Regions from separate parts of the Mus musculus genome. Here region 1 is linked to region 2. A link is a loop called in an ENCODE intact Hi-C map of the cell type or tissue named here. Cell type or tissue: left cerebral cortex. All regions are shown on one strand. Each heading gives the region's core, and the rest is flanking DNA. Links, peaks and the distances in the headings are about the cores only.

Evidence for each region. A loop is a pair of places that touch in the nucleus more often than their neighbours do. Peaks named below come from ENCODE experiments on the same cell type or tissue, not always from the same donor. Only the 100,000 strongest peaks of a DNase experiment are listed, where the experiment ranks them.
Region 1: it touches region 2 in a loop (10-fold over the local background); 4 of 42 quality-filtered maps call a loop at or near these places.

What each region holds. Positions count from the first base shown.
Region 1 is chr6:55,590,122-55,595,507 of GRCm38, reverse strand. All of the region lies in intron 3 of Gm34441 (a long non-coding RNA gene), which reads right to left. Among named protein-coding and RNA genes, the nearest start is that of Gm34441, 56 kb to the right of the region's middle. In left cerebral cortex, for the core only: no CTCF peak of the experiment used is centred there; a DNase peak (open chromatin) is centred at 3,167; H3K27ac peaks cover 1,479 bases.
Region 2 is chr6:55,809,683-55,815,068 of GRCm38, reverse strand. It overlaps a transcript of Itprid1 not described here. Among named protein-coding and RNA genes, the nearest start is that of Gm38820, 7.5 kb to the right of the region's middle. In left cerebral cortex, for the core only: CTCF peaks have their summits at 2,494 (motif pointing right) and 3,676; DNase peaks (open chromatin) are centred at 2,548, 3,170, 3,709, 4,599 and 1 more place; H3K27ac peaks cover 4,281 bases.

The sequences.
Region 1 (5,386 bases), core at 223-5,222, 220 kb after region 2:
TTGTGGTATGGTAGAGTGTCTTTTGGATATATTCCCAGGAGTGGTATAGTTGGGTCTTTAGGGAGAACTATTCCAAATTTTCTTAAAATACAAGATTGATTTATAAAGTGATTATACAACTTTGCACACCCTCAAGCAATGGAGAAGTTTTCCCCTTGCTCTACATCCTGGCCAGCATGTGCCATCTCTTGAGATTTTTATCTTAGCCATTCTGATGGGTATAAGATGAAATCTCAGAGTCATTTTGACTTGCATTTTCATGATGACTAAGGACATTGAACATTTCTTTAAGCACTTCTAGGCCATTCAAGATTCCTCTGTTGAGAATTCTCTGTTTAAACCTGTACCCCATTTTTAATTGGGTCATTTGTGTTGTTAGTATTTAATTTCTTGGGTTCTTTATGTATTTTGGATATTAGTCCTTTATCATATATAGGGTTGATGAAGAACTTTTCCCATTCCGTAGACTGCCATTTTGTCCAGTTGACAGTATCCTTTGCCTTACAGACACTGTTCAGTTTCATGAAGTCCCATTAATTAATTGTTGATCTTAGTGCCTGAGTTGTTGGTGTTCTGTTTAGGAAGTTGTCTTCTGTACCAATACATTCAAGGCTATTTCCCAATTTCTCTTCTATTACATTTAGTGTATCCAATTTATGTTGAGGTCTTTGATCTACTTGGACTTGAATTTTGTGCAAGGTGATAAATATCTATTTTCATTCCTCTATATTCAGACATCCAGTTAGACCAGCACCATTTGTTGAAGATGCTTTCCTTTTTCCATTATATAATTTTGGCTCCTTTGTCAAAAACCAAGTGTCCATAGATGTGTGGGTTTATTTCTGGGTCTTCAATTCTATTCCACTGATCAATCTGTCTATTATTATGTCAATACCATGTGGGTTTTGTTACTGTTTATTGCTCTATAATACAGCTTAAAATCAGGGATGGCGACACCTTCAAAAGTTCTTTTATTATGCAGTATTATATTCGTTATCCTAGTTTTTTATTATTTTTATATGAAGTTGAGAATTGCTCTTTCAAGGCCTGTAAAGAATTGTGTTGAAATTTTGATGAGAATTGCATTGAATCTGTAGATTGCTTTTGGCAAGATGGCTATTTTTACTATGATAATCCTACTGATTCATGAGCATAGGAGATCTTTCCATCTTCTGATATCTTCTTCAGTTTCTTTCTTTAGAGACTTGAAGATCTTGTCATGAAAGTCTTACACTTGCTTGATTGAAGTTACACCTCAGAGGCGTAACACCACGATATTTTATATTATTTGTGAATATTGTGAAGGGTGTTGTTTCTCTAATTTCTTTCTCACCCTGTTTATTGTTTGTATAAAGGAAAGATACCTCATGTGGCAAGGTGGGACTTCCAGTGGAAGAAGGGGGACACCAGCATTCTCACAGAACCTTAGAAACAAGGTCTGTCCTACAGGATGTTCAGGGACACTGATGGAGCAAACACTGAGGAAGGGGTCAACCATTGACTGGCTCAATTTGAGACAAATTAATTTAATTAGTTTGCATTGCCATAGATAGATTCAGTAGAAAAAGACAAAGATGTGAGGAATGAAAGATGAAAATAAGGGATACAAAACTCAGAGATTAGACTGAAATGTAACATAATAAAAATGATAGACCAATAAAAGAATGATAGTCAAAACTCTGTTTACTCAATTTCTCACCCCATGGGAAAGTGCCAACCCCTGGCCCAATTAATGATACTCTGATATGCTTAAAGACAGGAGCCTCGCACAAGTGTGATCTAAGAGGATTCATCCAGCAGCTCAAGGAAACAGATGCAGAGACCCACAGCCAAACATTAGGCAGAGCTCAGGGAGTCTAGTGGAAGAGTCAGGGGAAGGATTGAGGGAGCTGGAGGGGTCAAGGATACCACAAAAGACCTTCAGAGTCAATTAATATGGTCCATGGGGGCTCACAGAGACTGGACCACCAACTGAAGAGCATGATTGGACTAGACCTAGGCCCCTACACATATGCAGCAGATATGCAGCTTGGTCTTCATATGGGTTCCCCAATAATTGGATCAGGGGCTGTTTCTGATTCTTCCTAGCTGGGCTGTCCTGTCTGGACTTTGTGGGAGAGGATGCTCTTAGTCCTGATGATACTTGATCTGCCAGGGAGGGTTGGTGGGGGGAGTGCTCCAAGAAGGGGAGCTGAGGATCAAAGAAGAGGGAGTGGGAGGGTGAGTCTGGGAGGAGAGGAGGAAGGAGCTATGATTAGGATATAAAGTGAATAAATAAGTAAATTAATGAAAAAGAACATCTTAGAAGCAGTAGTTAAGATATGTCCCAAAATTCCAGAGGCAGAGACAGGCAAACCTCTGTGAGTACAAGGCCAGCCTGGTCTACATAGCAAGTTCTAAGCAAGCTAGGGCAACCTAGTGAGACCCTGATTTATAACAACAATAATAATAGTAAAAACCTATTTCAAAATCTCTTAGAAAAAGCATCTTACTCATGAAAAGTTATTTGCTTAAATACTTAGAATAGCCCAAACATACCATTCTTTGTGACTGCCTTGGCCTGGCTGACCAGCATTCCTTAAGAACGTTCAGTGTAGAGATCATTGATGATCCAAAATAAGGAATGAAATAAGGCCTCTTAAGCTAGGGATCAGCTTTCAGTGGTACCTTCCCCAGTGATGCATTCAAACTGCACTGAAGATGTAATAAATTCCATTAACACCCATGAAAACTAGAACAAAGAATATAGTAACAAAGTGCGAGAATCTGACCTTTTTGGCATGAGGCCTCATACAACAGGAGGAAACCCCTTGTGCATTGTTGCCTAGGAGGAAAGAAAAGTCTAAACTGTCTATCAGGATTATAGAAGAACTTCTGCATCTTCTCCACCACATGATCCTCCATTGAGGAGTGCATGGATGCCATTGGCCAGAAAGCCAGCAGCTTGTCATTCACTGAGAACATGATATTTTTTTTAAGACATCCAGATGGTGATTTCTCATCTCACAGATCCCCATTCCTATCTACAGAGAGGGCGACTCTTCAGAAAACACCTGGGCAAGACTTGGGCTGTAGGCTACCAGCATAGTAGTCCCCATAAATAAAGCACTATGGGCCAGGGAGGAGACAGAAATAGAATCAGTAAAAACCAGGGCTAGAGTTTTCCATGCAGTCCATCTGTTTCATATGCTAGCAAGCCGGCAGTGGACGTAGGAGTGGATCCCATTTCTGTCTGAGAGAGCAGAAGTAGACAGGAAATGTGTGAGTTGCTGGGCTCACCAACCTACCCGCCATCTGTGTCTCCAGCCAAGAGACTCAGCCACTATGCCAGTGGTCAGAGCAGAGGGGCTAAGCATCCTCCCACCTGTTTCCATCTGAGAATGGAGCAACCCCAAAAGGAAAAGAATTATAGAAAAAGGACTTTTCAGAAGACTTGGGAGGAAAAGGATAACAGAAAGAAACTTGTAAAAATCTTTGCTTAACGAAGTAAAAGAAAATAACTTAATCAGTTTGTATTGCCATAGACAGAGAAATTCAGAAAAAAAAATCAAAGATGTGAGAAAGGAAAGAGGAAATAAGGGATATAAAAACTCAGAGATTGGACTGAAATACAAAGTGATGAAATGGTAGACAATTAAAAAAATGATAGGTCAAAGCTTAGTTTCCTCTATAGACATTGTAGAAAGTTCAGGAAAGGGATGATCTGCAAAATGGTGCTTAATAGGGCTGAAAAGGATACTTCCAAATTAGCAAGATGAATAGACAGACAGACGAGTAAAAGAGTGCCAAAGTCTAGGCCAGAAAGCCTCTGAAGTTCATGAGTTAGAGGCTTTGACATCAGCCTGTGGTGCCTTTGATAGTTCAAGCCTAGAGAAAGGGAGTCATGCCACTGGAAGAACTTATAAAGAATTCCTTTTTTTCTCTTTGCTTCACAGATACAACAACACAAACTGATCTCCTTTGACTGACGTGTACATCATGGTCTACTGTGCTATCACAGGCACAGAGCCACATTCCATAAGACCATGGATCAAAAACTCTGAGCTAAAACAGTTTTCCCTTTTAAGTTCAAGATCTCAGTTATTCTGTCATGGTAGCAGACAGCAAAATGCATGCATGCATGCATGCATACATACATACATACATACATACATACATACATGGTAAATGATGATAGATAGATAGATAGATAGATAGATAGATAGATAGATAGATAGATAGATAGGTAGGTAGATAGATAGATGGACTAGCAGGCAGACAACAAAATAAGGGCTGTAGAAAACAAATTCACAGAAAAGGAAACTCAAGAAACAACATAGAAAGTACATAGGAAGATTCTCCTAAGCTGCAGAGAATGAGGAGCGAGGCTGGTATTCCAAATGCCTCTGTTGGCTGCAGTCTGACAGTGTGTAAAGAATGTGCGCACACTGTGATTCCTGCCCATCAGAAGCAAGGCAGAGGAAGATGCATAAGGAGCGGAGGAAAGCCAAGGAAAGAATAAAGGAGCTGAGAAGGAAGGTGATGGTGGATCTGAAAGAATACAAACCAATAAAACTTTAATAAAAACAAGACCAAAAAGCCAAACAATGTATTGCCTTTTAAGCTTTTCTACCATTTTCATATTTGACAATCAGTCTTTAATACATACTATATATAATTTTACAAAGTATCATGCACAAACATCAGAAGAGAAATTATTTGTAAGCATCCATAACCTTATCTTCAGAGGTTTAAACCTATAGTTAATACCAATATATTCTTTTGGAACATTTTCTATGCACAAATGTATTTTCAACTCATTAGGTGTTTTTTACAGTATTTCATCAGTCTTAAAGATTGCTTAGCATTACATTAACTGGATTACCATAATAACTCCTAGTTTGTCCCCATTGTGGAAAATGTGTACTAGACCCAAATTTTGAAATTACAAATAAATAATTTTACATAATTTCATTAACATTTCTAATGACACTTTAATTAGGCATTCATCAGTATAGAACAATTATATTTAAACAATGGTAATCCTTTTTAATCCTATTACCCCGTTGCTTTCATGAACAATTACACGAATCAGGATTTCCTTGTATTACATAAAATCTCCATAGACCATCATCAACCTTTTATTTTCAAGTGCATGTCATATAAAAGTGAAATGTTATTATGTTGGATTTGCCTTTTATTAGTAATAAGTTTTTTAAATTTACATTGATAAGACATCTGTACTCTGCACTGTCTTTTCATGAGACATGGACCATTCCAGGCAAAACCATCATCCATTCACCTCACCCTCCTACCCCTATATTTCTAGCATCCTATATCCTTTGTCTTTTCAATGTGCCATAGTAATTACCATCTTCTGGCAATTTATACATGCTAGGAGAGGGAG
Region 2 (5,386 bases), core at 286-5,285:
CTCCCCAAAGCTACCTCCTCATTAACTAATCATTTTCAGTTTAAAATACCTGCATGCACCTCTGTGATGCTCCAATAGCCAGTCCTCAGGGGGGTTACAAGCCAGATTGAACATCTGGATTTTACAGCAAATCCTAAAGGTCACCAGATTTGGAGTGATGGAAACGGATGGATAGATGGGGACAAGATAACATGAAGCCAGCAAGACAAACTGCTCCTGCTGGCCCGGCTGCCTCCAAGAGCTCAGGCGCATCAGACCACATGGAAATCTGCTAAAAGATGAATTGTTACACGACTCTGGAAAAAGTCAATGTTTCCATTTCTTTCTCTCCCATTTGGCATTTTGGAGCCTGCTGTTAGGATTCACACGGAGTTTTTGGCTTGGTTTCTAGGGACTTTTCTCCCTCCTCCGATACCGTTGAGCTTAAAGAAAAATAGCACAGAGAAACTCTAAGAAGAAAGGAAATCATGTTCCAGATGGTCTTAAGAACTCCAAACTGACCAGAGCCCAGGGAAAGACCTTCCGTTTATAAAATGTGGATCATCTTGAAAGCCGTGACTGACAATTTGACCCCATATGCATAAGCACACACCCAAACGTGTAACTGAGAGTATCTGCAGGCTTTCATGAAGCTGTGTTACATCTGTCCTAGCTTAGAGGCATCATGGAATCTGACCTATGATCTCCCAGTTCTGACACTGCTCAAAGAAGTGAGACACGCTCATGTTCACTGGTAGAGAGGAATGTGCTTGGAGAGAGTGGGATTTCCCTCCCTGTTCTTAATATATCGTTTCTGGAAGGACTTAGTGCTGGTGAATCTTGGTTGTCAGCTTAACACAGCTGGGAGGAAGGAAGCTTAACTGAGGAACTGCATCCATCAGACTGACCTGCTGGCAGGCTCATGGAGCATTTTTTTTTTTTTTGGATTGGTAATCGATAGAGGAATATTTTGCCCACTATAAGTAGTACCATTCATAGGCAGGTGGACCTGAACTTTGTAAGCCAGTTAGTTCAATGTGATCCTAGAAGCAAGAAGGTACTCTGCCATCCCTCCATGGTCTCTGCTCCAACTCCTCCAGTTCTCGATGATGAACTGTAACATAAAAATTAAAACACAAAAATTCTCTTGTCCTTTAAGTTGCTGGTGTCCAGTGTTTTAGCATAGCAACATAGAAATAAACTAGAACTCAGGTAAAGCCTTGGACTCTGGGAGAATTAGCCCAGGATAGTCCTTAAGAGAATGAGGAGTCCAGAAAGTTGCATTTGTAGTGTATTTAAACAAAATAAGGAGTAAGCTGTATTTATTAGAATACTTGGGACATACACAGAATGAAAGAATGGATACCATGAAGTGGGTAGGGGCTGTGGTTCAAATCCTGCCACCATCTCCTATCTACCTGTCTTCTTTACTTCATCCTCTCTGAAAGTACACATTTTTCTCCTCCAAGCAGAGGATGTGGCCATGGGCAGCTAAACAAGAACCCCATCATGAAGAGAAGAACATAACCTTTCCTGTTGATTCCAGTTAGAACATACTTTAGGGATGTGATCTCAGGAGTTCAGCCTGGGGTCCGGATTTGTTCCTGGCTGATGATCCAGGGTATCTCATTCTGATGACTGCTCAGCCTGGATTCCTCAGGAACAAGAGGTTATAACAGGTATAGGGAAATAAGAACCACTATGAAGAGAATCTGTGGGGAAGGACATCAGAGCACACATGCAGCACTGGTGCAGCTAGGAGCATGTCTCACTGGTAGAGGTGGTCTGTATGCTCACAACTGAATCTTCAACAGAATACCAGCCCAAGACAGGCTATGTGTTTTCAAGCTAGATAAAGAGTTCTCATGGCACAGAAAGTCGGGCATGAATGGTGTTTCTATATGGGAAACTACCCCAACAGCTCTGTCCTGTGGGTCCCCCTATGTGTAGGACATGGATCTCCCTTCAGTTGGTGGAGCATAGCAGGCTAACTCTCTCCTCAAGCTTTAACACCTCTCATTCATTCATCTACTGACATTTCTCCCTTGGTCTTTGCATGGCTAATACATTGGCATCCTTCAGGGCTCTGTCCCTAGAAAGTCTTCTCTGAACATTCTATGTTTGCAAGCCTCTTTCTATGAACCCTCATCAGAGTACTTTAGATTTGTTTGTTTGTTTGTTTTGTTTTGTTTTGTTTTGCTACTTTGCCAATTCACGATTGATATATGTGTCTACTTACTTAATTGTTTATTCTGGTCTTTCTGATCTCAGGTACCATGCCAACTCATTCTTCATTATTCTAATGTCTGTGAATGTGCCCTACTTAATGAAAGGGACTCCGTGGGTACTTAGGAAAGAAATGGCTACATAGATAGATAGCATACATTGTCCATATGAGTACAGTAGTAAGTGAGGAACATAATAAAAAGATAAAAACCTAAAAAGGTAAGGGGTGAGTGAGTTGTGAAGGATATTCAAAAGCACCTGCTAAAGGACCCAAATAGGGCTCTGTAATCCCAACACCAGAGGGCACTGTGTTCATAGTATACAGTGGCCCCAGGGAACCATGTTCATAGTATACAGTGGCCCCAGGGCACTGTGTTCACAGTATACAGTGGCCCCAGACTTAGTAGTATTATCTAGCCCAAGTCTCCCACAGTACATGGCCACTCAGGAACAAGTGATCAATTCTAGAAAACCACAGAGCTCTGGACCACCTTGAACTTGAGAGCAGTGCTTCTTAGTCAGTATGTGTTAAAGGAAAATGTTTATAAAATTATTTATGATCCATATTCACCAAAAACTCAAGTAACCCAAAATCTTAAAATACATTTCTAGGAGAAAAAAAATGAGAAAGAAAATGAGAGTGGGAGGAACAGGACAGGTAGTGTCTTTCCTTATAATTTTGCAGTTTGTTCACCATAAGATTTAAAGTATTATTTCCTTGATTCCCAGGGGTGTGAGGTTAGGATGGTCCATGGTAAACCATTTACTTAGGAACCCCAGACACCATCACAGGCCTGGGTGTAAGAGTTACCTTTAGCTACTGAGAAGAGTAGACAGAATGGTGAGTTTCTCAAACCCAGTGAATAAACAGCTGAAGCCTCAATACAGCCCTAAGCTCAAATCCATCCATTTCTAGTGCAGCACCCTGTATCATGTGAAGAACAGCTATTCCTTTATTCCTGATTCTTTCGTTCATTCACTGAACATGATATCAAAGTGTCACTGGTGATGAATCAGTTTGAAACACTAAGAAGCCAAATGACAGACTAGCTTCAAACTAGGGCTGAGGATTTTAGAGTCTGTCTGGAATGGTGATAACATTCTGGCAGAGAGAAGGTTGGGGCCACTCTGTTCACTCTTGGGCTTGGGGGGGGGGGGGACCTGACTGGGCAGGACAACTATGTCGGGGTGGATGATCCAGGTGAAGCAGGAGAAGCAAAGTCAAGATGCTGGCACAGTGGACATGATTGGGCAGGAGGATGAGTTGTCCCTGCTGCAGCAAAAGCTTGTCTGGCCACCTTTACTGGGGTGAGGGAAGGAAACCACAGGCCCACCAGGAAGCCAGTCTACGACCATGCGACCATGCGTATGGGGGTGGAGAGAGACAGAGGAAAACTCAGAAATGAGAATCTGCAGCTAGAAAAGCGGGTGCAAAGAAACATGGAAATGCAAGAAGCTGGTAAAGGAGAGAGCAGAAGGCAGGCGGCATCTGTGAGCTCAAGGACAGGAGGAAGGAAGAAGGCGGAGGAGGCGGCAACTGCAGTCAGGTTCTCAGCAGCACTAAAATTGTTCCTGCCACTTGGCAGGAGTCAGTTCAGATGTCTTGGATCCAACTGCCTCTCCTTATACTCATTCAGATAACTGTCAATTGGTGAGGCTCATGGACCAAAGGATGCTTGGCAAATAGCCTTTCTCTCCGTGGTGGTGATTTAAGCCCTCAATGTGTTGTTTATGGAAGTAATGACTAAGGCAACGAGTTACTCCTGCCAAACTGGACCGTAAGACATTTGGCATGTCTGATTAAAAGTTTATGGAGCACAGTTTAAGTATACCTAATCTGTCTTAGAAAATATTAACTTAGAGTTTAAATGAATAGACGGTGAGTACTATTACTCCATCTTCAGGCATCTTTGTGGCACTCGCTTTATTATCGACCACTTGTAGTAGTGAAAAAAGAAAGAGTCCTCATATCATAGGAAACCTTGCAAATTTCTAAGCTTATTATGCATTTGATTCCTTCAATAAGTCTTTAAAACAGAATATGCAAGAGATTGTCATTCTAATTATTCTCATTTTGCAGAAGTGAACTTGAGGCTCAGAGAGCTACAGAACTTTAATTTACCCATGTCACAGGATGTGATTAGTGGCAGTGCTAAAGCCAGGTCTCTTAAACAAGACTGTTCTTACCACAGATTTTCATACTCCAACCTAGACAACCCATGGTTGTATCGACAATTCTGGAATGATAACGTGGTGCTCATGTCATTATCTTCTCCTGAAGACTGGCTGGAAGACCTTTCACGGACACAGCTGTAGAACCACTTTGATCTAACATCCCTAGATCTTAGAGCATCTAATAGCTGAAAGAGAGTAGCAGTTGGTCTATCAAAATAAAGATTGTAAGGTGCTATTGTCAAGCAGAATGCAGAGTGCTGAAGGATGGAACAGAAGGTGGAGGATGTGATTAGAAGCAGAAAAAAATAAAAACACAGAAAATCCGTTTTCTTGAGATCCTCTGAGAGAAGTAGGGACCCTCAGTGTGCACAGGAGGAAAGAGGAAATGAATGCATACTTAGAACACGGACCTTAGAGCATGTCTTTCTGGAAGGCAGAAGGAAAGTTGAGCATCAGATCCCACCCTGCTCTGTGTCAGGGACTACGCCCAAACTTTTAGAGGGGATATTCAATCAATGAGTACCTGTCCACCCCTCACCGTACACCAAACACAGCTATAGATGTTAAAGATGCTCAAGTAAATAGACAGACTAGAATGACCAGAAGATTCACCTCCTCCTCTTCTGGTAGTTTATCAGGGAAAGGTAAATCTTGGTATGAAACCAAAACAAGTGGTCACAGGTCTCTGGATGTTCCGCCCTTCTTGGGAGGTTTCTATTCTACACAGTTGCTCCGGTCTGCCTCACAAACATGCAAACTACAATATCCTTGGATGCCTTCTCTTCTCCAGAGCCCATTTTCTGGTAAACTCAACCTAGGTGCTCTTCTTTATAGGACACTGAATTGTTGGTGACCATGGGTGTAAAGTCAAGCCTATGCATAGCAATTCCTCCCATCCCAGGAAATTACAGTTCATACGTAAATCTCACAGTGCTCACGACCTGTGTGTCTATGCCTTGTGTATAAAGCTCAAAGACCCTCTTCACATAAAATAAGCTTGCCTGTG